2 separate regions of the Homo sapiens genome follow, and region 2 is linked to region 1. A link is an interaction called in ENCODE POLR2A ChIA-PET data of the cell type or tissue named here. Cell type or tissue: B cell. All regions are shown on one strand. Links, peaks and the distances in the headings refer to the core of each region. The heading gives the core; the rest is flanking DNA.

Region 1 (12,519 bases), core at 1,505-9,504:
TGTGGATCACTGTTTTCTGCATTTGATACTTATCTGCTTTATTTCTTACAAAAACCTTATGATGAGGCAGAGGGAACATATTGTTAAATTTCCACTTTAGAAATGTTAAACTGAGACTCGATGGGCAAGTAATGAGTCTAATTTCTTCACCTGAATTTGGTTTCATCTTCTCTTAACTTCTTACAGACTTTGCTTCATCTAGAATCTCCTATTGGCTTTGTCTCATGTGACTGTCCCCTGCTTTCAACTCCCACTCTCTCAATGGCTTACTCTCTCTTGCCTAACAATTGGAATATTGTACTAATTAACCTCCTATTTCTTTTTTCTTTTTTTCTCTTTTTTTTTTTTTTTTTTTTTTTTGAGACAGGGTCTTGCTTTGTCACCCAGGTTGGAGTACAGTGGCTTGATCTCGGTGCACTGCAACCTCTGCCTCCCAGGCTTAAGTGATCCTCCTGTCTCAGCCTCCCGAGTAGCTGGGACCACAGGCTAGTGCCACCATGCCCTGATTCTTGTATTTTTTTGCAGAGACAGGGGTCTCACTATGTTGCCCAGGCTGGTCTCGAACTCCTGGGCTCAAGCAATCCACCCATGTTGGGATTACAAGCATGAGCTACCATGCCTGGCCCTATTTCCATTCTTAACAAAATTCTATTTTATACTTCTACCAGAATTACCTTCAAAAAATACAAATTTGATGTCATTCTTCTTAAAAACTACAATAGTTTCCCTGACCTCCCAGAAGATTTCATCTTTTCCCAGACATGGTAATACAGAAACTAGAATAAAACAATTTCTATAATCCAGATTGAAGAGTAATGAAAAAATAATTTGGTACAAGAAATTTTCAATTAGCCTTCACAGTGCAGGGAGTATGGTTTCAGTATCTTTTGAAAGTAACATGTATTGGCCGGGCGCAGTGTCTCATTCCTATAATCCCAGCACTTTGGGAGGCCAAGGCGGGTGGATCACCTGAGGTTGGGAGTTCAAGACCAGCCTGACCAACATGGTGAAACCCTGTCTCTACTAAAAATACAAAATTAGCCGGCCGTGGTGGCACATGCCTGTAATCCCAGCTACTTGGGAGGCTGAGGCAGGAGAATCGCTTGAACCCGGGAGGTGGAGGTTGCAGTGAGCCGAGATTGTGTCATTGCACTCCAGCCTGGGCAACAAGAACAAAACTCCATCTCAAAAAAAAAAAAAAAAAAAAAAAAAGAAAGTGACATGCATTTTTCCATATAACAATTTGAAAGACACAAGCTTCAAATGGCATTCATTTTATGTGTGTAGAGGTATTATAGTAATAGTTAATACAGCTATGCATAAGATGTACTTAGGGCTGATGTGTCTAGCTAGCTAAAGGCAATACTGCTTATTACTATTGCTCTCATATTAAAAATTAACATTTTGTGAAAAACACACAATGCACTAGAATGGCCTTGGTTAAACCATCAGGCGGAGCCAGTCTACAGATAATGCTGCCTCAATTCCTAGATGTCGTGGAAATAAAACTCTTAATGTTTTATTACTTCATCGTCTGAAGTTAAACAAGTCCTACAGGAGGATAACAGTAGGCCAGAGTCATAACATTGCTCTATGTAATATCAGCACACTGACGCTAAATTCTTTTTTTCTTTTCTTTGAGACAGGGTCTCACTGTGTCGCCCAGGCTGGAGTGCAGTGGCATGATCAGAGCTCACTGCAGCCTGGACCTCCCAGGCTCAAGCAATCCTCCCTCCTCAGCCTCCCCAGTAGCTGGGGCCACAGATGTGTGCTACCACAACTGGCTAAGTTTTTGTAGAGATGAAGTTTCGCCTTGTTGTCCAGGCTTGATGGTAAATGATGCTACTGCCAGACCCGGCATGGTGATGGCCTTCCTGTATCTCATTTGAACTCATGAACGTATTTAATGTAATTCTCTTATGTTCAGCTGTCAAGGAACTTACATTTTATTGTATCTTTTTTTTCTGGGAGAATCTTTTAGCTACCACCACTTTATATTTATAAAATCCCATTCTTGTTTTCTGTGAGATTTTTAAAAACAAGATAACCAGACGTAACTCTATGAAGATAAATTATGGGTGAAAACTCTTTCAACTAAATTAATTCAATATAGTGTTGTGCAAAATGCTATGCATTCCTGTCATTTGGGGGAGGTGTTTAAATTTCTCAAGACCCTTCCTAAATGAAATCAGTATAAAAGATGTGAAATCATTACTTCATATTTTCTATCAGTAGCTTCAGTTATAATTCAGGGACCCACTAAGATACTGCTGGCTGCCAAAGTTTACCAAAGCAAGGAGGCAACCCGGTCATATTATCTATTTAGAAACTCAATGCTCTACAGGTGGCACTCCTTTCCTGTTATGTTTGGATAAAGAGAAATGATTGTGAAATAAAGAACAAAAGAAATTAAAAAGGGTAGCAACGTATGAGAAGATAAGTGATTGTGAAACAAAGAATGGAAGAAAGTAAACAGAGTAGCAATGTATGAAAATTTCACCTTCATAGCATTTACTTAATACATTTTATTCCTACATAACTAGATTATTGAACAAACTGGACTTGAGAGGAGGCAGGCAGGACACAACCTTATTTTTCCTTCCACTGACTCTTTAAGCCCAATCTGTGGACTTGTTTCTTTGCCTCTTGGATGAAATGTTGGGCAGATTCCACAGCTTTTCTGGTTACTTTTTAAAAACACTGTGAAATTCATAATGTAAAATTTAACCGTCTTAACAATTTCTAAGTGTACAATTCAGTAGTGTTAAATATATTCATATTATTGTGCCACCAATCTCTAGAATTTTTTCATCTTGCAAAACTGAAACTCTAAACACATTAAGCAACAAATTCCTGTTTCTCCTCCCTTCCAGCCCCAGCAATCACCGTTCTACTTTCTGTCTCTATGAATTTGACTACTCCAGATATCTCATATAAGTGGTATCATATAGTAGTCATCTTTTTTGTGAGTGGCTTATTTCACTTAACATGATGCCTTCAAGTTTTATCCATATTGTAGCATTTGTCAGAATTTCCTTCATTTTTAAGGCTGAATAATATTCCGTGGTGTGCATATACCATATTTTGTTTATTCGTTCATTCATGCATGGATACCTGGGTTGCTTCCACCTCTTGGCAATTGTGAATAGTGTTGCTATGAACATGGGTATACAACCATCTCTTCAAGATCTTGCTTTCAATTATTTTGGATATATACCCGGAAATGAGATTGTTGGATCATATGGTAATTCTGCTTTGAATTTTTTGAGGAACCATCATGCCATTTTCCACAGGGGCTGCACCATCTTGCATTCCAATGACAGTGTACAAGGGTTCCAACTGTCCCGCGTTCTCATGAACACTTATTTTGTATTGTGTTTTGGGTGGTAGCCATCCTAAATGGTATATGATGATATCTCATTGCAGTTTTGATTTGCATTTTTCTAATGATTGGTGATGTTGCATATCTTTTCATATGCTTGTTGGCCATCTGTATATCATCTTTGGAGAAATGTCTATTTAATTCTTTTGTCCATTTTAAATTTGGGTTATTTTGCTCTTGTCGTTATTGTTGAGTTGTAGGAATTCTTTATGTATTCTGGGTATTAACCCCTTTTCAGATATATGACTGGCAAATATCTTCTTCTATTCCATAGGTTGCCTTTTCACTCTGTTGAATGTGTACTTTGGTACACAGAAGTCTTAAATTTTGATGTAATCCAATTTGTATATTTTTACTTTTGTTGCCTGTTTCTGGTCATGTTTAAGGTACTAGAACCTCTAGTTAAATAACCGAGTCTAATACAGTGCAATAGTCAAAACTCTGGACACTCCACCAGTTGGAAACCTCTCCCTCCCGCATCCAGCCAGCTTCAGATTGGACGATCTGTGGTGGAGTGGCAGAGGGCTGGCGCTGGGATGCCTGGCTTTTCCTCTTTTCTCCAAATTGCTCTCAACTTGTTGCAGGTGCTTGTTGTTTCTGACCCCTCTGTTAGAAGGTGTTGGGCCCAGGGAGAGCAAGAATCTGCAGAAGTGGTGCACCCGTGATCTACTCTCAAGGTCCTCTAGATGGTGGGTATCAAATCTTGGTTCTTCCTCTCAAAGAGAACTTTTGAGGGTTCCTCAAAGAACCCATGAGGGAGCTGGCTGTAGTTCTTCTGAAGCCATGCACTGATCAAAAGAAGTGTGCCTGACATTAGTGGTCAGGGACAGCAAGTCCTTTTGGGTCTTCGAGCTGGTGTGAGAAGTATCTGATGCTGTACTGCTGCTGGCCCTTGGTGCACCAGGCAGCCATGCCATGTCTGGCACTTTTGCCTGTGAGATGCCCAAAGGCTCATGTTAGTGGGAAACATGAGCAATGGCAGGCTGGTTGTGTGGGAGGTGAAGGCTGAGCAGTCCTCCTGTAGACTGACCTGAGGGAGTCCAAATGCTCCTGCTACCGTGGCTTGTCTTTTACTACGTGGTGTATGAATCCACTAGTTGTTGTTTGGTGGTATATTACATTTTGCGGTAGCGATTAACTCCAGCTCCAAGGAACACAGGTCGAACTCCTGAGCTCTCCCCCTGAAGCTTCTTTCCCGCCTAGACACTGTGTGGTACACCAGTATCTCCAGAACAAGTGCCACCCCTGGTCTCCCTGCACTCCCTGTCTACAGCGTCATGCTGGGCGGGGCCTAGTGCTCACAGCCTGCTATCTCTCTGCAGGGCCTTGCAGTTGGTGCCTTTCTTAGGATGTAGCAGTACCAGGTGCTACTGCATGGTTCTCAGCCTCTAGGGCCTTGGCTTCCCCTGAGAAGGGAGTCCCATTTAAACATCCTGCTGGGCGCGGTGGCTCACGCCTGTAATCCCAGCACTTTGGGAGGCTGAGATGGGTGGATCACTTGAGGTCAGGAGTTTGAGACCAGCCAGCCAACATGGCAAAACCCTGTCTCTACTAAAAATACAAAAATTAGCTGGCTGTGGTGGCGTGCGCCTGTAATCCCAGTTACTTGGGAGGCTGAGGCAGGAGAATCGCTTGAACTCGGGGGATGGAAGTTGCAGTGAGCTGAGACTGCACCACTGCACTCCAGGCTGGGTGACAGAGTGAGACTGTCTCAAAAAAAAAAAAAAAAAAAAGTCCAGCTACCTGACTGTATTACAGAGAACAAAGAAAACTAAAACAAGTAGCAGTTTAAAAATGAGGCACTAGTGAAATTACTTGATAAAAATACCTCTGAAAAAAAATTTTTAGGTACTTTATTTATTTATTTATTTATTTATTTATTTATTATTGTTATTATTTGAGATGAAGTCTCACTCTGTCGGCCAGGTTGGAGTGCACTGGTGTGATCTCGACTCACTGCAACCTCCACCTCCCGGGGTTCAAGTGATGGGCCTGCCTCAGCCTCTTGAGTAGCTAGGACTACAGGTGCATGCCACCACGCCTGGCTAAGTTTTGTATTTTAGTAGAGATGGGGTTTCACCATGTTGGCCAGGTTGGTCTCAAATTCCTGACCTCAGGTGATCCACCTGCCACAGTCTCCCCAAGTGTTGGGATTACAGGTGTGAGCCACTGCGTCTGGCCATAATTTTAATAATAGTATCTGAAATAATGTATCTTATTAACCCATCTTATAACAACAAGTGACTCAATACTGAAATTCAAGCAAAACCAACGTCATGATGTCTTAGTCTGTTTTCTGTTACTTACAACAGATGACCTGAAACTGGATGATTTATTCAAAAGTGGAATTTATTTCTGACAGCTCTGAAGGCTGAGAAGCTCAAAGTTGAGGGGCTGCATCTGGTGAGGGCCTTCTTCCTGGTGGGAACTGTGCAGAATCCTGAGGTGACAGGGCATCACATGATGTGCTGGCTCAGTTCTCTTTCCCCTGCTTAGAAAGCCACCAGTCCCACTTTTGTGACATCCCATTAATCAATCAACCCATGAATCCTTGCGCGGGTTAATCTATTAATGAGGGCAGAGCCCTCATGACCCAATCACCCCTTAGAGAGCCCCCACCTTTTAATACTGCCACATTGAGGATTGAGTTTTAGAGGGGAATGCTACCATTCCACCCCTGATCCCCCAAAACTCATTTCCTTCTCACATTCATTCTACTCCCATAGTTCCAAAGTCTGAACTAATTCCAGCACAAAATTCCAGTTCAAAGTCCAGAGCCTCACTTGTGAGCCTGTGAAACCAAAACAAGCTCTCTTCTTCCAAGATACAGTGGTGGTACAGGCATTAGACAGACATTCCTATTTCAAAAGAGAGAAATAGGCAAAAAGAGAGGAGTAATAGGCCCCAAGCAAGCCCAAGACCCAGTAAAGAAGACGTCAAATCTTAAAGCTGGAGAATAGTCTCTTTTGACTCCATGTGCCACCTGCTGTACACACTGGGGCAGAGGTTGGGGCCCTAAGGCTTCAGGCAGCTGCCCCCACCCCCTGGCTTTGCTGGGTGCAGTCCCTGTGGCAAAGCGCCTGAAGCTTTGCCATGCAGGTGCTGCATGCTGCTGGGGACTCCACTGCCCTGGGGTCCTGGTGGTGGTCCCGCTCCCATGGCTCCACTAGCAGCCCTGGTGGGGACTCCCTGTAGCAGCTCTGACTCCACATTTCTGCTAGCATTACTCTAGTGAGGGCTCTCTGCAGTGATGCCATCCCTGAACATGTCTCTACCTGGCTTCTAGGCTTTCAGCCACATCCTCTGAAATCTAGGTAGAGGGTGCCAATCCTCCGCAGCTATTGCTTTCTGCAAGCCTGCAGAATTAGCATCATGAGACACCATCAAGGCTACAGCTTGTATCTTCTTGAGCAGCGGGCTGATCCACACCTGGGACTACTTGAGCCACAGCTGGGGCAGCTGAGAAGCACCTCACCAGAATCTGGTTAGCAGGGTCCTGAGGTGGCCCTGGGGAGGGAGTCTGTGGAAGGTGTCTTGGGCTCATCCCTGCCCTCATAGGCCTCTGGGCCTGTAACAGCGGGGAAGCCTCAAAGGTCTTTAAAATGGCTTTGCGGTCTTTCTTTCACTGTTTTGAGGAGAAGCACCTGGCTTCCTTCTAGCTGTGCTAATCTCTTTGGCAAGAGGTCGCCGTGCTACATCCTTGATTTCCTCTTCTAAACATGCTTTTTCACTTTTTTTGAGGAAGGGTCTCACTCTGTTGCTCAGGAATGCAGTGGTGTGATCATGGCTCACTGCAGCCCCCTAGGCTCTGGTGATCCTACCACCTCAGCCTCCTGAGTAGCTGGGACTACCAGTAGCTGTGCACCACCACACCCAGCTATTTTTTTTATTTTTTGTAGAGGTGGGGTTTTGCCATGTTGTGCATTCTGGTCTCAAACTCCTGGACTCAAGTGATCTGCCTGCCTCAGCCTGCCAAAGTGCTGGGATTACAGGCGTGAACCACTGTGCCCAGCCATTTTTCACTCTTTATATGGCCAGGCTGAGAATTTTCCAAATCTTTCTGCTTTGCTTTTCTTTTGGTTATAAATTCTGTCTCCAAGTCATTTTTTTCCCTCTCACAGCTTAATGTTAGCAATTAAAAGTGGCCATGTAGCAGCCTGAATGATTTTCTGCTTGGATACTTCTTCCACAGATACCCTAGTTCATCACTTTCAAGTTTGCTCTTCCACAAAGCCCTCAGACATGGACACAGTTCAACCAAGTTGGTTTTTTTTTTTTCTAATTTATAAAAAGGATAGCCTTTACTCTAGGTTCCAAGAGAGTTCCATTTGAGACCTTGTCAGAATGGCCTTCATTGTCCAAATTTCTGTCAGTATTCTGGTCATGATCACTTAAACAATCTCTAGTGAGTTCCAAACTTTCCTTAGTCGTCTTGTCGTCTAAGCCTTTACCAGAATGAATTGAAGGCTTTTTCTGGCCTTGGCCTGCTCCTCCAAATGCTTCTGGCCTCTGCCCTTACTTTCACGTTTTCAGGTATTCATTATTAGCAACAGCCCCACTTCTGATACCAATTTTCTTAGTCCATTTTCTATTGCTTATAACAGAATACCTGAAACTGGATAATTTATAAAGAAAAGAAGTTTATATATATTGATGATAATTGCTTTCCAGAAAGATCGTGAGGGCCTTCTTGCTGGTGGGGACCCTTTGCAGGGTCCCAAGGTGGTGCAGGGCATCACATGGCAAGCGGTCTGAGTGTGCTAGTTCAGGTCTCTCTTGCTGTTCTTATGAAGCCACCAGTGCCACTCCTGTGATAACCCATTAATCACTTAACTCATTAATCCATTGATCCATGTGTGGATGAACCCATACATGAGGGCAGAGCTCTCATGACCCACCACCTCTTAAAGGTCCTGCCTCTCAAAACTGCCACACTGGGGATTAAGTTTCCACATGAGTTGAGGGAACAAACATTCAAACCATAGCGCATGGGAAAGGCATAAGAGTCAGGTTAACACAAAAATATTACTAGCTGTATGAAAAAAGCAAACTAAATTGTTGGTCATTTGGGCAACCATTGTTTGTAAACAAAAATGCAACTTATGAGATGAATGATAAACCTGGGTATCTGCAAATCAAGGAGTTAGAAAAATATGGAAAACTACTAGATGAATTGAGCTTAATATAAGAGTTCCTATGACCCCTGGTCTGTTTAGCAATGCCTTCTTAGAGCTATGTCAGTCACTGGCCTCTTAGTACTCATGGCTGAAACAGTATGAGATGCTGATGGAACAGAAAATGAGGCACCTTTTGAATTTAGGGGGTAAACTGAGAATTTAGGTTCAACTTGACTAGGACTCGTTCTCTGCAGATTGGTCTTCCAGAGATGGAGCTGGCCTCCCATGGAATAGGACCACTGGGTTCTGAAATATGCACCACAGATACTAGCTAGAATTGAGTACCTAAGGCAGTGAGGTTAATCATGATAGAATGCTGAGTGGCAGATCAGAGTTGGAAACTACTGATCTACCAGGTTACATAGTTAAAATTATAAGACTTGGCTCCTAGACTCTGACCATGCCACGGGAAGGCCTGGTACTTCCCCTGTCATGTAGCTGATCACGTTTATGTAAGAATACAAGGCTGAAGTCCTTTTCCTGGAGTCTAATATCCAGCTCTTCTCAGTCAACGTGAGCCACCCAACTGTGGGGGGGCAATGGGAAACTGCACTTGCAATTGTTCTTGTCTTGGTAAGTTTAGGCCTGGTGTGTGCTGCAAGGACACTGGAGCCCTGAGAAAGGCTTCTTAAAGTGGGGACTCCTAAGCTGAGTACTTAAGGACGAGAAATTTGCTAGGTAGGCAAATGGTTTGTGTGTGTTGTGGAGGTGGAGGGGATGGGAACAGCAGGTGGGTATATCAGATATCATTTGGTTCTTTCATTAATCATTTCTCTCTTGAGAAATGATTTCTTTCTTTAATCACCTCTCTCTTGAGAATTCATATTTTTCAACTCATTGAAAGCATATTTTGTTTTACTTCATTGAGGAGAGTTCTAATAGCTGTTTAAAAATCATTGGCTGCTAATTCCAGTATCTGGCACATCTTGGCATCGGACTCAGTTGATTTTGAGAATATGTTTCATTTTCTTGGTTCTTTATATGATAGGTAGTTTTTCTTATTGTATACTGGACCTTATCAATATTAAGTTGTAGAAATTCTGGATTCAGTTAATTTTCTCTCATGATTATGATTTCTTTTGTTTAAGTAGGCAATCATCTGTGTTTGAGTTGCAATCTCTATTTTTTGGGGTGGCAGCTTCAGTCTCAGTTCAGATATTTTTTCTCTAGATGAGCTGCTTTGAATTTGGTCCATACATACGTGGTTCAAGGGTCACTCGGAAATGTGGGCAGACATGTTTGCTGAAACCTTCTCTTGCTCTTTTGCTTCCAAGATTCTTCCACTTTTTTCAGTGTCCATGATTCCCTAGCTCGGTTTTTTTTTTTTTTTTTTTTTTTTTTTTTAAATTTCCCTGGTCAAAAAGACTGCTGTTTTCAATTAGTGTCTCCTCCAAGACCACACACTCCAAGTAGACTATATTTAGCCCCAGAACAGAAGCCATAAAAACAGAGAATTTGTACAGCTCCCATCCTCTTTTTCTCTGAGCTTGTCTCCTCCACCCGATTTCGTCTGCTCTGTCCACTCTCCAATTCACTGATGTAGTTGCTTTGGTATTATGTCCAGTGTTTATAGATATTTTCTGTTGGGACTCCTCCAGTTGGGTCTTGTTCTGTCATTACTGGAGGTGAGGTGAAAATTCCTACTATTTATCTTTTAGCATAAAAGATGTGTTATTAAAGAAGGTAAAATCCAACTTACTCAGATTCCACTGACATTGATGGGAGTGTAAAAAGTTGGTACAATCTTTCTTTTATCATCAATATATATCAAGAGCCTAAAAATGTTCATTATTTGACCTAGTAATCTCACTTGTAGGAATCTGCCAAGGAAAGATTTAAAGACACATTTATGATTGAAAATGTTGTTTATAATTTTAGAAGAGTAAAAAATTAGGAAAGCTTCAATGACCAGCAGTAGGACATCATTAAATCAATAATTGCACTTTAGGTACTATCTGTAAGGAATACTGAATAATATGAAAAACACAAAATATATTTAATGATAAAAACAGAAAATAAAATTATATTCATCATCCCAATTTTATGGAATTACAAACATATACATAAAAAGACTGAAAGGCAATGTTATAAGTGATAATTCTTACTCAATTTTGGTGGTGAAATTAGGAGAGATCTTTTTTCTTTTTCATAATTTATCTCCTTCCTCTCTTCCTCCCTCCCTCCTCTCTCTTTCCTTCCTTCCTTCTCCTTCCTTCCTTTCTTTCTTTCAGATAGGGTTTCACAGTCTTCCTTCCTTCCTCCCTCCCTCCCTCCCCCCTCCTTCCCCCTTCCCTTCCCTCCCCCTTCTTCCCCCTTCCCTTCCCCTCCCCTCCCCTCCTCTCCCTTCCCTTCCCTTCCCTTCCCAGTCTCTTTCTCTTTCCCTCTTTCTTTCTTTCTCCTTCCCTCCCTCCCTCCCTTCTTTCTTTTCTTTCTTTCTTTTTCCCTTTTCTTTTTTCTTTTCTTTCTTTTGATAGGTTTCACAATGTTGCCTAGGCTGCAGGGCAATGGTGCAATCATGGCTCAACAACTCACTGCAGCCTTGACTTCCCAGGCTCAAGCAATCTTCCCACTTCAGCCTCCCAAGCAGGTGGGACTACAGGCATGTGCCACCAAGCCAGGCTAATTTACAAAATTCTTTTGTAGAGACAGGGTCTCACTCTGTTGTCCAGGCTGGTCTCAAACTCTTGGGCTCAAGCAATCCTCTTGCCTTGGCCTCCCAAAGTGCTGGAATTATGCCATAATTTCTAGTAACTTCCAAATAGCCTCAATAAAATAAAATGGAATAAATAACAATGAAAACAATTTTTAACAGCCATAGATCCCAAAAGTGATATACTAGAAAGTAAATTTTCTACCCCTCCTCTTACCCCTGATAAAAATAACTTTTCCTAGTTATCAGGAATCATTAATATATGTACCCTATTCAAACAATGAGGGAGGTATGGACAAATGTTCCAAGACTTTTGGGTTCCACAGACCAATAACTTTTCAAAAACAATTTTAAGAATGGACAATTAGGGGAAAAAATTCTGAACAACTACTCTTTATTATCTTTAATTTCTCACACCACCCTCTCCTCTAATATAATCTCAGAATAAAGGACAGTTCTTTAATTGGGAAAAACTTATAGTATTGTCTTTATTTTTCAGTTTTTGCCATGGATTGATAGTTTTTGTGGACTGAATCAAATCTAAGGATCAATGGGATTAGATGGATTCTCAAGTCTTTTTCTGTATTGTGATTGTATGGTCTTCAACTCATTTTTAGGACCTGGAGTCCAGATGTGACCAGTGTCATGTCATAAATCATTAACTTTATTTGCTTGAATGAGTGTTCCAATTTCTCCTCATCCTTAATAACTAGTTATTGTCTGTCTTTTTAAATTTTAGCCACCTTAATGGGTATGAAGTAGTTTTGATTTGCAATTCCTTAATGACTAATGTTATTGAACATTTTCCATGTGTTTATTGGCTATTTGTTTAAATTCTTTAGAGAAATGTCTCTTTAAACCCTTTACTCATTTTTAAAATAGGTTGTCATTTTATTGTCGAGTTGTAATTCTTTGTATATTCTGGATAATAAATTCTTTGTTAGATATATGCTTTGATAACATTTTCATCCATTCTCTGAGTTATCTATTCACTTTCTTGATGGTGTCCTTTGAAGCACAAGTTTTAAATTTTGATGAAATCCAATTTATCTTTTCTTCTTTCACCATTTGTGCTTTTGATGTCATATATAAGAAACCATTGTCTAATCCACAGTCACAATGTTTTACTGTTATGTTGTCTTGAGTTCTAGCTCTTACACTTAGGTCTATAATCTATTTGGAGTAAATTTTTGTAAATGGTGTGAAGTGGGATTTGACTTAATTCTTTAGCATGTGGGTATCTAGTTGTTCCATTACCATTTATTGAAAAGATCATTCTTCCCTTATTGAATGATCTTGAACATATGTCA
Region 2 (12,519 bases), core at 2,085-10,084, 690 kb before region 1:
AGGTGGTGAGGGCAGTGGCGTGTGTCGTTGCTTAAATGAACTTCAATTTGAAGAAAGATTGCTCTGATATTTCTGGGAATTAGTGCCATTTGAGAATTTCGGAATTTATACGTATGTTGGTTTGTCATCTTCATACCAAAATCTACTTTATTTGCACATCAGTCATAAAGGTGTTTTACCCATTTGGCTTATTTGTGTGTTTAAAATTAAAACTCAAGCCATTTTCCCTCTCCAGAAAATGTGACTTGTGTAGTATGACATCTTACTGGAGTTGGGGGAAGGCTTGGTGGGCACCTGAATAAACATCGATCTGGGGAAGATGCACCTGGAGGGCTGCCTGGACAAGTCCCTGACGCTACTAGATTGCCTACTTTCAAAGGACTAGGAAACATTTTTTCAGCTTTAAAAGATTTAAAAGCCGGTGATATTTCAGAATAGTGCTGAAAGAGCCCTGCTGTTGAATGAACATTGGGAGCACCGCATGTGGGTTGTGGCAAACCCTTTATCCCATGAGGCCCTCTCTTCTCCATGCCTCTAAGTTCTACAGACCATCAGTGCCGCCCCTGAAATGTCCTGTCTTAAATAGAATGCCTTGAACCATACCTCTGCATCAAAAATGTGGAGCCGGGGGAGCTCCAAGGACTGGGGATTCTCTGTGCCTTCAAAATGACAAGTTAGAAGTACTAAGGTAAAAGCAGAAAAGCATCTGTGAGGGACTAACTTCAGGTGGTGCCTCTGACAACACAGAGCAGTCAAGTTACTACTGTGCATTTAACAGGGCACACCTTTTAGCTCTGAAAGAACCTTAACTTTTTCAGTGCTTCTTTACCAGCACTGTCACCACTGGTCTTTACAGCGTTCTTAAGAAAGGGCAGAGCAGATAGTCTGTTCACTTGCAGATGGGAAAGCTGACTTTCGGGGAGCTGAGCCCCATGCCAGGTCTCTCAGCCAGGAAATAGCAGGTTAGCCAGAACCTGTCTTCTGATTCCTGGTCTGATTCTTTTTCCATTTCACTTTCCCCACCCCTCCTTTTTAAAATAAATTTTATTTTATGACAACTTTACTTACTTGCTTATTTAGAGCTTAACCTTCTCCCACAAAACATTTGAGGTGGCTTAAATGTAGTGGCTAAAGAGGAAGTTGGCCAGGTGGGGTGGCGCACCCCTGTAATCCCAGCACGTTGGGAGGCCGAGGTGGGCAGATCACGAGGTCAGGAGATCGAGACCAGCCTGGCCAACATGGTGAAACCCCCGTCCCTACTAAAAGAAAAAAAAAAATTAGCTGGGCGTGATGGCATGCCTGTAGTCCCAGCTACTTGGGAGGCTGAGGCAGGAGAATTGCTTGAACCTGGGAGGCGGAGGTTGCAGTGAGCCAAAATCGTGCCACTGCACTCCAGCCTGGTGACAGAGCAAGACTCCATCTCAGAAGAAAAAAAAAAAAAATTTTGGCTCAAGTAAGGCAAATACTTTTTTTTTCTTAAGCATTGAGAATGAGGATAAGAAGAAAGCTGTTTCTTTGATTAAACTTAAATCTTACCTGTGTGCCCAGACCTCCCCACCAGTTCTTAGATCATTGGACAGCACCCCCAATATTAAGCATGTATAAAACTTTTGTATTTCACTCCAAATTCAGGATGCCATGAATGGAGAAAGGAGTAACACATGAGGGAGCTTCGTGGTTATAGCCATATTGCCTTTACCTTTTTGGTATTATACTTACTGTATCATATTTTGCTATTTTTGTGTGTTTAAACATGAAAAGTAGTAAAATAGTACATTTGTAAAAGGGGGAAAATCACCCCTAGCTTCCACCATTGTTATAACTCTTAAGCATAGCATTCTCTTGAATTCTTTCCTCATAGGCACTTTTTTCCAAAAAGTTCTAAGCAACATTTTAAACACTGTTGGAAGCTTTTAAAATTTAACATAGCATAAGCATTTTTCATGTTTTAAAGTGGTTTTCATAATTATACTTCTTTTTGAAAAATTTTTTATTGTGATAAAATTTACTTTTTTTATGGAGACAGGGTCTCACTCTTATCCAGGCCGGAGGGCGGTGATGCAGTCACGACTCACTGCAGCCTTGACGTCCCGGGTTCCAGCGAATCTCATGCCTCAGCCTTCCCAGTAGCTGGGACTACAGGCACGTGCCACCACGCCCAGCTAATTTTTGTATTTTTTGTAGAGACATGGTTTCACCTTGTTCCCAGGCTGGTTTCGAACTCCTGGGCTCTAGCAATCTGCCCATCTTGGCCTCCCAAAATGCTGGGATTATAGGTGTGAGCCACTGTGCCCAGCTAAAATGTACCATTTTAACCATTTTAAAGTATATAGTTGGCTCTACATATCCGCAGGTTCTGCATGTGAGGACTGAAAACGTTCAAAGAAAAAAAATACAACAAAAATATAGTAGAACAATAGCATTTACGTTGTATTAGGTAATATAAATAATCTAGAGATGATGTATATGAGGGATGCATATGGGTTATGTGCAAATAATATGCCATTTTATATGAGAGACTTGAACATTTAAGGATTTTTTTATCTACATGGGTCCTAGAACCAACCCCCATCGATATTGAGGGACAACGGTATAATTCAGTGGCATTAAGTACGTTCCTGTTGGTGTACAGCCATCATCGCTATCCATCTCCAGAACTTTTGTTCATCTTCCCAAACTGAAACTCTGTGCCCATCAAACACTTCCCTTTTACCCCTTCCCCAGCCTCTGATAACCACCATTCTATTTCTGTGTCTATAAATTTGACTACTCTAGATACCTCATATTAGTGGAATCATAAAATATTTGTCTTTTTATATCTGGCTTATTTCACTTAGCATGATGTTCTGAAGGTTCATCCATGTTGTAGCATGTGTCAGAATGTCCTTCCCTTTCAAGGCTGAATGATATTTCATTGTATGTCAATACACATTTTGTTAACCCATTCATCTGGGTTTTTTTCTTTCTATAATCCAGGACAGTGCTGAAACCCATTCATCTGTTGATGGACACCGGGTAATTAAACTTTTTGAAGACATAATAGGCCATCAAGTAGATAAATCATACTAGAAGATGCAATTTTTGCCCTCAAAGAATACTGAAGTTGATATGCCAACATGTCAAACACAGAAGATGAAAGCAACTAAGTGATGTGAGAAGTCAGTGTGGGTTCATACAGAGTAACCAAAGGAGGTTGTCCTTGCCTTTCATCTAGTTGTTAGACTGAGGGAGGGTAGGACCTGGGAGGATTCCAGAAGAAGGTCTTCAGTTTGATTTCTGACCCTCCCACTTCTGTTGCTCTGTTAGGCCTCTGTGTACAGTTAGCAGCCATCTCATAGTAAATCTTCCAAATAATTAGGAGGGTCACTGCTTTGTCAGGACAATTTATACCCTTTCTCAATTAGCAAATTGTGTGGCAATCCAAAGTTAACTGGAGTGTTGCTCCCCTTTTCTATTTTGCTCCCGTGTGGATGTGGTGCAAGAAGGCCTGCCAAGGTCAGCCTCCCGTTTTCCTCCGTGGGTTGGTATAGACATGTTTGTTGGCCAGACATTGCCTAAAGCCCTGTAGTCAAGGGTGGTGTGCTTGCATTTGCCTGGCTGAATTAAGGCTCTTGGTGCTTTTCTATCAGTCGAATCCCTTCTCCTCCATGTCTTCTAGAAATTGAGAAGGGTTTATCAGTGGTACCTCACTCTGTTTTCCACAGGTTTTTAAAATTTTTTTTTGTTCTTTTACATTTGTTTGATCTTTTCTTTTCTTTTCTTTTCTTTTTCTTTTTTCTTTTTTTTTTTTTTTTTGAGACGTACTTTTGCTCTTGTTGCCCAGGCTGGATTGCAGTGGTGCGATCCTGGCTCACCACAACCTCTGCCTCCTGGGTTCAAGCGATTCTTCTGCCCCAGCCTCCCGAGTAGCTGGGATTACAGGCATGCACCACCACACTTGGCTAATTTTTTTTGTATTTTTAGTGGAGACGGAGTTTCTCCATGTTGGTCAGGCTGGTCTTGAACTCCCAACCCCAGGTGATCCGGCCACTTCTGCCTCCCAGAGTGCTGGAATTACAGGTGTGAGCCACTGCACCCGGCCTTGTTTGATCATTTTAATGGGACTTTGGGGAGAGGGATAAGGTAAACAGATGGCTCATTCATCATCCTGAATTTATTTTTGTGTACTATTTATTGTCTTAGTCTGTTTGGCTGCTATAACAAAATACCTTAGACTGGGTAATTTATAAACAGTAGAAATGTGTTGCTCACAATCCTGGGAGCTGAGAAGTCCAAGAGCAAGGCACCAGTGGACTTGTTGTCTGGTGAGGGCTTGCTTAATCACTTCCCAAAGGCCCCACCTCGTAATGCTATTACATTTGGTATTAGGTTCCAACATAGGAATTTTGGGGGGACACCAACATTTGGATCATAGCAATTACATTTTCCTATTTTACTGAACTCTTAATTGTTCTGATTTCATTTGATTCTGTTGGGTTTTCCAGATGGAAAATTATATTACTTACAAATCAGGGTGATTTTTGGCTCTATTTTTATATGACTTTTTTCTATTTTTATATGACTTTTTTTCCTGTTGTAATATTTTGCTTGTAATTTCTAGAATGATACTGAATAGCACTTTTGGTGAGCATCTTTGGCTTAATCCTCCCTTTAGCCTTTAGCACTGTTGGCTTTAGTCACTTTCTGCATATTGCCAAATTGCTTTTTGGAAAGCTGCACTAGAATTGGAGAGTGCTTGTCACCCATGTCCACACCCAAGCTTAGTGACCAGAGCATTGTGAAGGGTCTTTCCAATTTGTGGCTCTTGTCATTTTAAAATTAAATTTGGGTTTGCCATTTATTATTTTTTTCTAGAAATTCTCGAGTCTGAGAATATGAGAATAGAGTTGGCCTAGGTTCATACATTGTTTTGTTCTCACCAGATAATTACACAACTTTTTCTTCCTATTCCAAAGTAACAGTGTTGTGGAGTGGAAATTACTGTTGTTAATTTTAGCACCATAGTTTGGTGGAAAAAAGTATGGGTCTTGGAGCCAGATATCAGAACTAAGCTATGTCACTAATAGCCTAGTGACTTTTCATAACCTTACTTAAACTCTTTGAACTTTAGTTTCAGCATTTGTAAAAAAAAAAAAAAAAAAAAGGATTTTCCTGTCTCACTGGGAGACTGAGAACATGGAGTAAGATGCAAAGTGGGCCCTTCCTTAGTAATGGAGAAATCATTAGCATTCACATACAAGGCCATTCAGCAAGAATTCGTTGCCATTTGAGATTTTGATAGACTTTAATTTTGATCAGAGATAATTTTAACCTTTTTTTCTCCGTGATTCTTCATCCCTGATTTCCAGATGGAATCAGGGTCAATGATAATTGTCTCTGCATATTTCTTTAATAATCTATTTTATTCCAGATTTTAAACATTGCTTAATGGGTAGAATATAAATGAAATTGCAAAAGCAATGTCCAACATTTATTTAGCACTTTACTATGTGGGCAGGTAATTAAGTACTTGACATATGTTTATTTAGTCTTCCCAACATTCCTACTTCTTGGGAAATGAAGGTGTTTGAAAAGTTACCCAGTCAGGTGGTGGGAGAGCCAGGCCCGGTGCCCGGCAGTCTTGCTGCTGAGCTGCTGTCACTGTTCTGCCTTTGTGGTCTTCACAGGGTTGCTCCCTTTATTCCGTGTTCCTTAAGCCCATTTTATTGCTTCTAGATCTAGGAAAAAACAAAAACACTGAGTTTTTGAAAAGGCTAATTGTTTTAAAGTTAAATAGTAAGTGTCAAATGTACAGCATTCATATCTATTAAATATACGTTAATTCTACTCTGTAGCAGTAAGACCCTTTCCTATCCAGGCAGTATAATTAGATCTTCTATATATCTTTAATAGCCTTCTATTTATCTTAAGAACTCTGGCTTAATTTTCTCTTGGATTATTATAAAGTCTTCATTATTGAGATATTTTTGTCAGTAAATTGTCCTTACTTGGTCCAACTTGGAGCTCTCTTTCTTTGTTTTGCTCTTGCATCATCATCTGAAGACCCTACCTTGGCTTTATCCTGCCAGGGACCGGTCATTCCAGCAAGATTCTCTCAACTCTGCTCCACAGCACTTTTTTGGCTCTTGATTACAGGATTTACCTTGTAGTATTGAAGTTGGTTTATTTTGCCCATCTTCTCTCACTGTGTAGGGTGCTTCTCGGGGCTAGGGACTGGACTTCGATGAGTTTTGCATTGTCAGCACCCGGCCTGTTCGGCCTGTGGTGGGCACTCACTAAGTGTCTCTGGTACCGGGGCCGGTGATGGGCACTCAGTTAGCGTCTCTGGCCTGAGTGTTGCTTGGCTGCTTTCCTGGTTTGACACTGCACTTTAGACTATTGCAGCTAAAATTAACACACATCATCTGTTGATGTGATGCTTGCCTCCTTTTAAGCTTTTCTCAAGCTTTCAAAATTTCTTCCTGAAGTTTTTCCTTCACAGATGAAATTGCTCCTGAATTAGAGGTGATTTACTCCAGGCTTCCTTGTGCTTAAATGTGGCAACTTTCAAGGCTGCCTTCATTTTTGCCTCAGAGTTTATAAAGCAGCTTAGTGTGAATAGATGCTGTAGGGCCGGGCACAGTGGCCCATGCCTGTAATCCCAGCACTTTGGGAGGCTGAGGCAGGTTGATCACCTGAGGTCAGGAGGTCAAGACCAGCCTGGCCAACATGGTGAAACCCTGTCTCTATTAAAAATACAAAAATTACCCAGGCATGGTGGCAGGTGCCTATAATCCCAGATACATGGGAGGCTGAGGCAGGAGAATGGCTTGAACCCAGGAGGTGGAGGTTGCAGTTAGCCGAGATCGCGCCACTGTACTCCAGCCTGGGTGACAAAGTGAGACTCTGTCTCAAAAAAAAAAAAAAAAAAAAGATGCTGTACTGAGTTTATTTAATATAAGCAGTTTTATGTTAGTCACTGCTCTGTTGAGTTTTGTTTCATTTTCAATTGTTGCTTCTCATGTGGTAATGAAGAAAGCATTTAAAGGCCAAGTTAAGTGGGTGCCTAACCAAAATAGGTCCAGCTTCCTCAAGTTGTGTCATGACTTGTTGATGAGGAGGAAGGGCAAGGAGACATCTAACTCTCACAGGCTTTGTCTCTTGTAGCTCAGATAGGGTTTCTTTAATCCATTTTAGAATTTTTTTTTTTTTTTTGAGATAGGTTCTTGCTCTGCCACCCAGGCTGGAGTGCAGTGTGCCATCATAACTTGCTGCAGCCTCAAACTCCTGGGCTCAGGCGATCCTCCCACCTCAGCCTCTGAGTAGCTGGGGCTACAGGCGGGTCACCACATTTGGCAAATTTTTAAATTTTTTGTAGAGATGGGGTCTCACTCTGTTCCCCAGGCTAGTCTCAAACTCCTGAGTTCAAGCCATCCTCCTGCCTTGGATTCCCAAAGTGCTGGGATTACAGGCATGAGCCACCACGCCTGGCCCCACATTAAAAATTTTGAAACGGTAGCTTTGATTCAGGTGTAACTGTCCTCCTAAAGAAAAATAAAATGTTCTGAGAAGTTTTAGTTTAAAGTTGGAAAGCACTGAGAATAAATCTGTTTTGGGGGAAACATTGAAATGCTACGTTTGAAAATCTGTAGAATTTGCTTCAGGTGAGACAAAGGATGGGGTAAGTCATTGAAAGGACTCACTGGGACACATGTGCAGTGGAGGGTTTAAAAGTATTTGCGGAAAAATATTTAGAACGTTTAATTTCTAAATTAGAAATGTATGAGTGAATTTAGGGGGAAGGGGCTGGTTAAGTACCCAGGGATTGGTTCCACAGTTGCTGAGCATACACTGTCACCAAGTCAGATGTGGCTACTGTCCTCGGGGAGGTGACAGGTAGAGGAGAAAGCCTTATCCACTAGGTTTTAATTCAAGGTGCCAAGGACCATGTGATGTGGCAACAGGTGCATTTCAAGCATAAAGAGGTGGAATTTTTCAGTTGGGAATTACCAGTGGTCACCAATGTTTTTATCATCAGATTCTTTTTATATTTTCTTTCTTCCTCCCTTCCTGCCCCAATGGCTATGATCTTATTACTAGCCAAGAATTGTTGTTCAGTACAAGATAATGGTATTAATAGCTCGTATTTGTTTTTTATGCTTAATGTGAGCTGAATGAGGGAGAGGCTGGAGCTGAAGAAGAGGATCTGGCAGTGAGTGCTGTGGAACCTCAGCATCCCAGGCCAGCCAAGGCAGAGGAACAAGCAGAGGAGACAGAAAGAATCACAAGGGAGGAGGAAACTATCAGGAAGTTCCTTTAGAGAGCTTACAATTAACTCACTGAAATCCCTCCACAGCTGCCTGAGATAGGTTTTGTCATACCTCCATTTTACAGTTGGGGAAACTGAGACCTTGAGTAGTTAAGTAGCATAGCTCTAATGCAGGAAGTAGTCATTGACAGACCCAAGATTTGAAGTGAGGCTGTCAGCCTCCTGAGTTCCCCTTCTTAATCACTACTGCTTTCCAAGTTTCTAGAGTGTTTCAGTCAAAAACAAATGTGACAGTTAGGTTTGTGTAACTTTACTATAGTAGATGTGTAGTTCTCAATACATACTTTATCTTAGCTAGAAGGCTAAGGAAACGATCAATATGTGTTTTAAATATTGAAAAAGAGCTTATGGACTTTGATTATTGGGTTTGTAGATGCATAGAGATCTCATGACCTGGCTTTGGGAATCTGGTCCGATCTTGTCATTTTGCCTTTGGCGAAAGTGAAGGCCCTTGTTGAGGGACCTACCCGACACTTCACTGGAGCTTGAGCCTGGGTCTCTTGAGTCCAAGGACAGAGTTTTTCCCATTGTACTATGATGTCCTTGGAATGTGTGTTCTTCACACAGACAGTGTTGCCAGTGAAAGTTAGGGAAAGTCAAAATGGGTAAGATGCTAAAAGAACAGATAAGCTTCAGGAGCCACATCCAATGTCTTCATTGAACTGGACCTTTCTGCAGGCCCTCTCTTTGCTCAGGTGTTGAGACTCCCCTCTCTGTTGGTTTCCTCCTCCCTGTTCATTCTTCCTTCTCACCCTCCTCTGCTGGCTCCCTACCTTTATTTACCTGACGTGGGGTTCCACAGGGCTCACCACTAGAGCCTTTCCTCCATCCTCATCCTCCCTCACTGGGCTTAGTATGTTCTGTAGTTCTGTAGTTAAAACTGACCTTTATGTCGATGACACTGACTTATCTCCAGTCTATACTTTGACTCCGAGGTTCAGATGCAAGTGTCCAGCTATTTACTTGACCCTGCCATTTGGATGTCTCCTAAACATTGCAGACTCAACATGCCACATCTGCTCATGGCAACTCCATGCCCTGTCCCATTCTTCTTCAGCTCAATTACTGCCACCACCAATTGGGAATTATTCATAACTGTAATAGCTGACACTTACTGAGAGTTTATTATGTGCCGGCACTGCCTCAAAAATATTACACGAATTAACACAAATAATCTGTCTGGTCCTAACAATAGTACCATGAGGTAGGTTGTGGTAATAGTGATAGCTAATATAGCTCCTAGTATGTACCAGGCACAGTTTTAAGCATGTTACAGATATTAACTCATTGAATTCTTATCATAGATTCATGAGGTAGATACTGTTATTATCTCTAATTGATAGGTAAGAAAACTGAATTACAGAGAGATTAAGTTACTTGCTCCACGTCCCTCGGTTAAAACCTGCCTCCCGGGCTGGGTGCAGTGGCTCACACCTGTAATCACAACACTTTGGGAGGCCGAGGTGGGTGGATCATGAGGTCAGGAGTTCGAGACCAGCCTGGCCAACATAGTGAAACCCCATCTGTACTAAAAATACAAAAATTAGCTGGGCATGGTGGCGGGCACCTGCAGTCCCGGCTACTTGGGAGGCTGAGGCAGGAGAATTGCTTGAACCCGGGAGGTGGAGGTTGTAATGAGCCAAGATCACACCACAGCACTCCAGCCTGGGCGACAGAGTGAGAGTCTTTCTCAAAAAAACAAAAACAAAACAAAACAAAACACCACACACACAAACCAAAAGCCTGCCTCCCAGCTGCTCTCTTGTCCCTCTCTCTAATGAGCATCTTAGTGCTGGCCACCACCAGCTGTACCCGGATCACTGCAGCAGCCTCCTGCCTGTGCTTTCTGCCTTCACTCTGTCCTCTTCCACACAACAATGTTGTTCCTGAAATGAAAACCAGAACATTTCATTTAAACCTTCCAGTGGCGGCCGGGCGCAGTGGCTCACGCCTGTAGTCCCAGCACTTTGGGAGGCCAAGGCGGGCGGATCATGAGGTCAGGAGATCGAGACCATCCTGGCTAACACGTTGAAACCCTGTCTCTACTAAAAATACAAAAAAATCAGCCGGGTGTGGTGGCGGGCGCCTGTAGTCCCAGCTACTCGGGAGGCTGAGGCAGGAGAATGGCCTGAACCCAGGAGGCGGAGCTTGCAGTGAGCCGAGATTGCGCCCCTGCACTCCAGCCTGGGCAACAGAGCGAGACTCCGTCTCAAAAACAAAAAACAAAAAACCAAAACCTTCCAGTGGCTTCCCACTGCACTCCGAATAAAATATAAGCCCCTTTCTGTTGCCTACAGGCCGCTCCTAAGCAAACCCCCAACGTCCTGGTCTTTTCCGTATCCTCATACATGCCAGTCTTTCCTGCCTCTTGTTAGCCTTTTATTGATCTCTTCCATTTTGTTGTTCTCTCTGTTAGAATGTAAGCTCCCTGAAGGCTAGAGTTTGATCAGTGTAGAAAGAAATAAGTAAGAAATAAGAACAGGTTTAATTTTAGGCTATATCAGCATTCCATTTTGAAAATGTGTTCTGAGTTCCAAAAGAGCCAAATCTTACTAGACTGGAACACAGTCCAGTGCCGAGTTGTGGAGTGCTTGTATAGTTCTGCCACTGTCTGGAGCCCACGCGCTACAAGTGTCCCGCACAGTTGCAGCTGCTTTTTTTGTTGTTGTTGCTTTCCTCTTAGTCCTGCCCATCTTCTTCATTTGCCACGGTGTTTGAACTTCATGAGGCTGCTGCTGTCGAAACTGTGGTGATTCTGATGGTTCTGTGGATAGTGGAAGAAAACTGGCCAGGGACATACAGGGAGAGAAGCTGAGCCTGAGAGGGTTTGGCCATATTCCTGCCTGTGAAAGACCATGGGAGATGGTAATCTTCAAGGTCCCACACTGACCCTCACCAATTCATATTCTCCTGGCACTGATTTGCAAATTGAGCAACAAGTCTAGCCGTCTGGATGGCCACAGTTACTACTTTCTTTAGCTCTCAATGCCCATTCTAACCCACGGCAGCGCTTTGTCACTGTCCCTAGAGATTCCTTTGAACCCACCTTGATGTACATAACTACACTAATGGCAAGTTCTTTCATTTTCTTCAGTAACCAGACCTGTCAGCATGGAGCCCAAGGAAATAGGTCTTATGAGAATTTCTGTAGTAAGCAAAAACGTAGAATTTGGGGTAATATTAGTAAATAAACAATAACTTAGCAAATTAAGATCTTGTTTGTAGTTCTGCTGTGGAGGACAGTAACTCGTCATCTTATTTAAGACCCTGTGACTTTCAAAGAAGTGTCATTCTGTGAAAGTACTGAGGGAGGGTAGGCCCCTGCTGTGAATATAGGAGTATACAGTTCAGATATACTTTCTAAATATTGAGCAGGAGTAAAGACTGTAATAAACTAGGGAGACTTTTTCTTCTTTTTTTTGTTACGGCAGTCTTGCTCTGTCACTCAGGCTGGAGTACAGTGGTGCAACCTCAACTCACTGCAACCTCCGCTGCAAGAGTTTAAGCGACTCTCCTGTCTCAGCCCCCCAAGTAGCTGGGATTACAGGTGCGCGCCACCATGCCCGGCTAGTTTTTGTGTTTTTAGTAGAGACGGGGTTTTACCATGTTGGGCAGGCTGGTCTCGAACTCCTGACCTCGAATGATCTGCCCACCTTGGCCTCCCAAAGTGCTGGGATTACAGGCGTGAGCCACTGCGCCCGGCTGGGAGACTTTTTCTTCTTCCTTCTTTCTTCTTCTTTCTTTTTTTTTTTTTTTTGAGACAAGGTTTTGCTCTGACACCCAAGCTGGAGTGCAGTGGCATGATCATAGCTCACTGCAGCCTCAAACTCCTGGGCTCAAGTCATCCTCCCGTCTCAGTCTCTCAAGTAGCTGGGACTACAGGTGTGCAACCACCCCCTGGCTAATTTTTTTTTTTTTTATAGTAGACATGGAGTCTCACACTGGTCACAAACTCCTCCTTCTTCTAAAGCAACAAAAACGTGTTCTTAGTTGACAATGGAATGGTAAACATGACTCTCAGAACTGTTGTACTGAGTTCATAACTTATTTAGGTGACAGTAGGTCAATATAGATGGTGCCAGCTTGACACCCTTGTGTCATAGGGTCCCTTTGCCCAGCACTCTGTTTTTAAATTCAGAATAATTGGGAAGTGGTGGGTGCAAACCAGCACTGCCTTCTCTGCAGACCTACCAAGGTGTTATGCAAGCAGT

The links. ChIA-PET counts read pairs that join two places held together with the same protein. Peaks named below come from ENCODE experiments on the same cell type or tissue, not always from the same donor. Only the 100,000 strongest peaks of a DNase experiment are listed, where the experiment ranks them.
Region 2: POLR2A ChIA-PET joins it to region 1 with 5 read pairs; 1 of 35 experiments calls an interaction of 5 or more read pairs at or near these places.

What each region holds. Positions count from the first base shown.
Region 1 is chr6:158,952,575-158,965,093 of GRCh38, forward strand. It overlaps a transcript of RSPH3 not described here. Among named protein-coding and RNA genes, the nearest start is that of TAGAP-AS1, 41 kb to the right of the region's middle. In B cell, for the core only: CTCF peaks have their summits at 6,379 (motif pointing left) and 6,582; a DNase peak (open chromatin) is centred at 6,367.
Region 2 is chr6:158,264,258-158,276,776 of GRCh38, forward strand. It overlaps a transcript of TULP4 not described here. Among named protein-coding and RNA genes, the nearest start is that of TULP4, 42 kb to the right of the region's middle. In B cell, for the core only: no CTCF peak of the experiment used is centred there; a DNase peak (open chromatin) is centred at 7,024.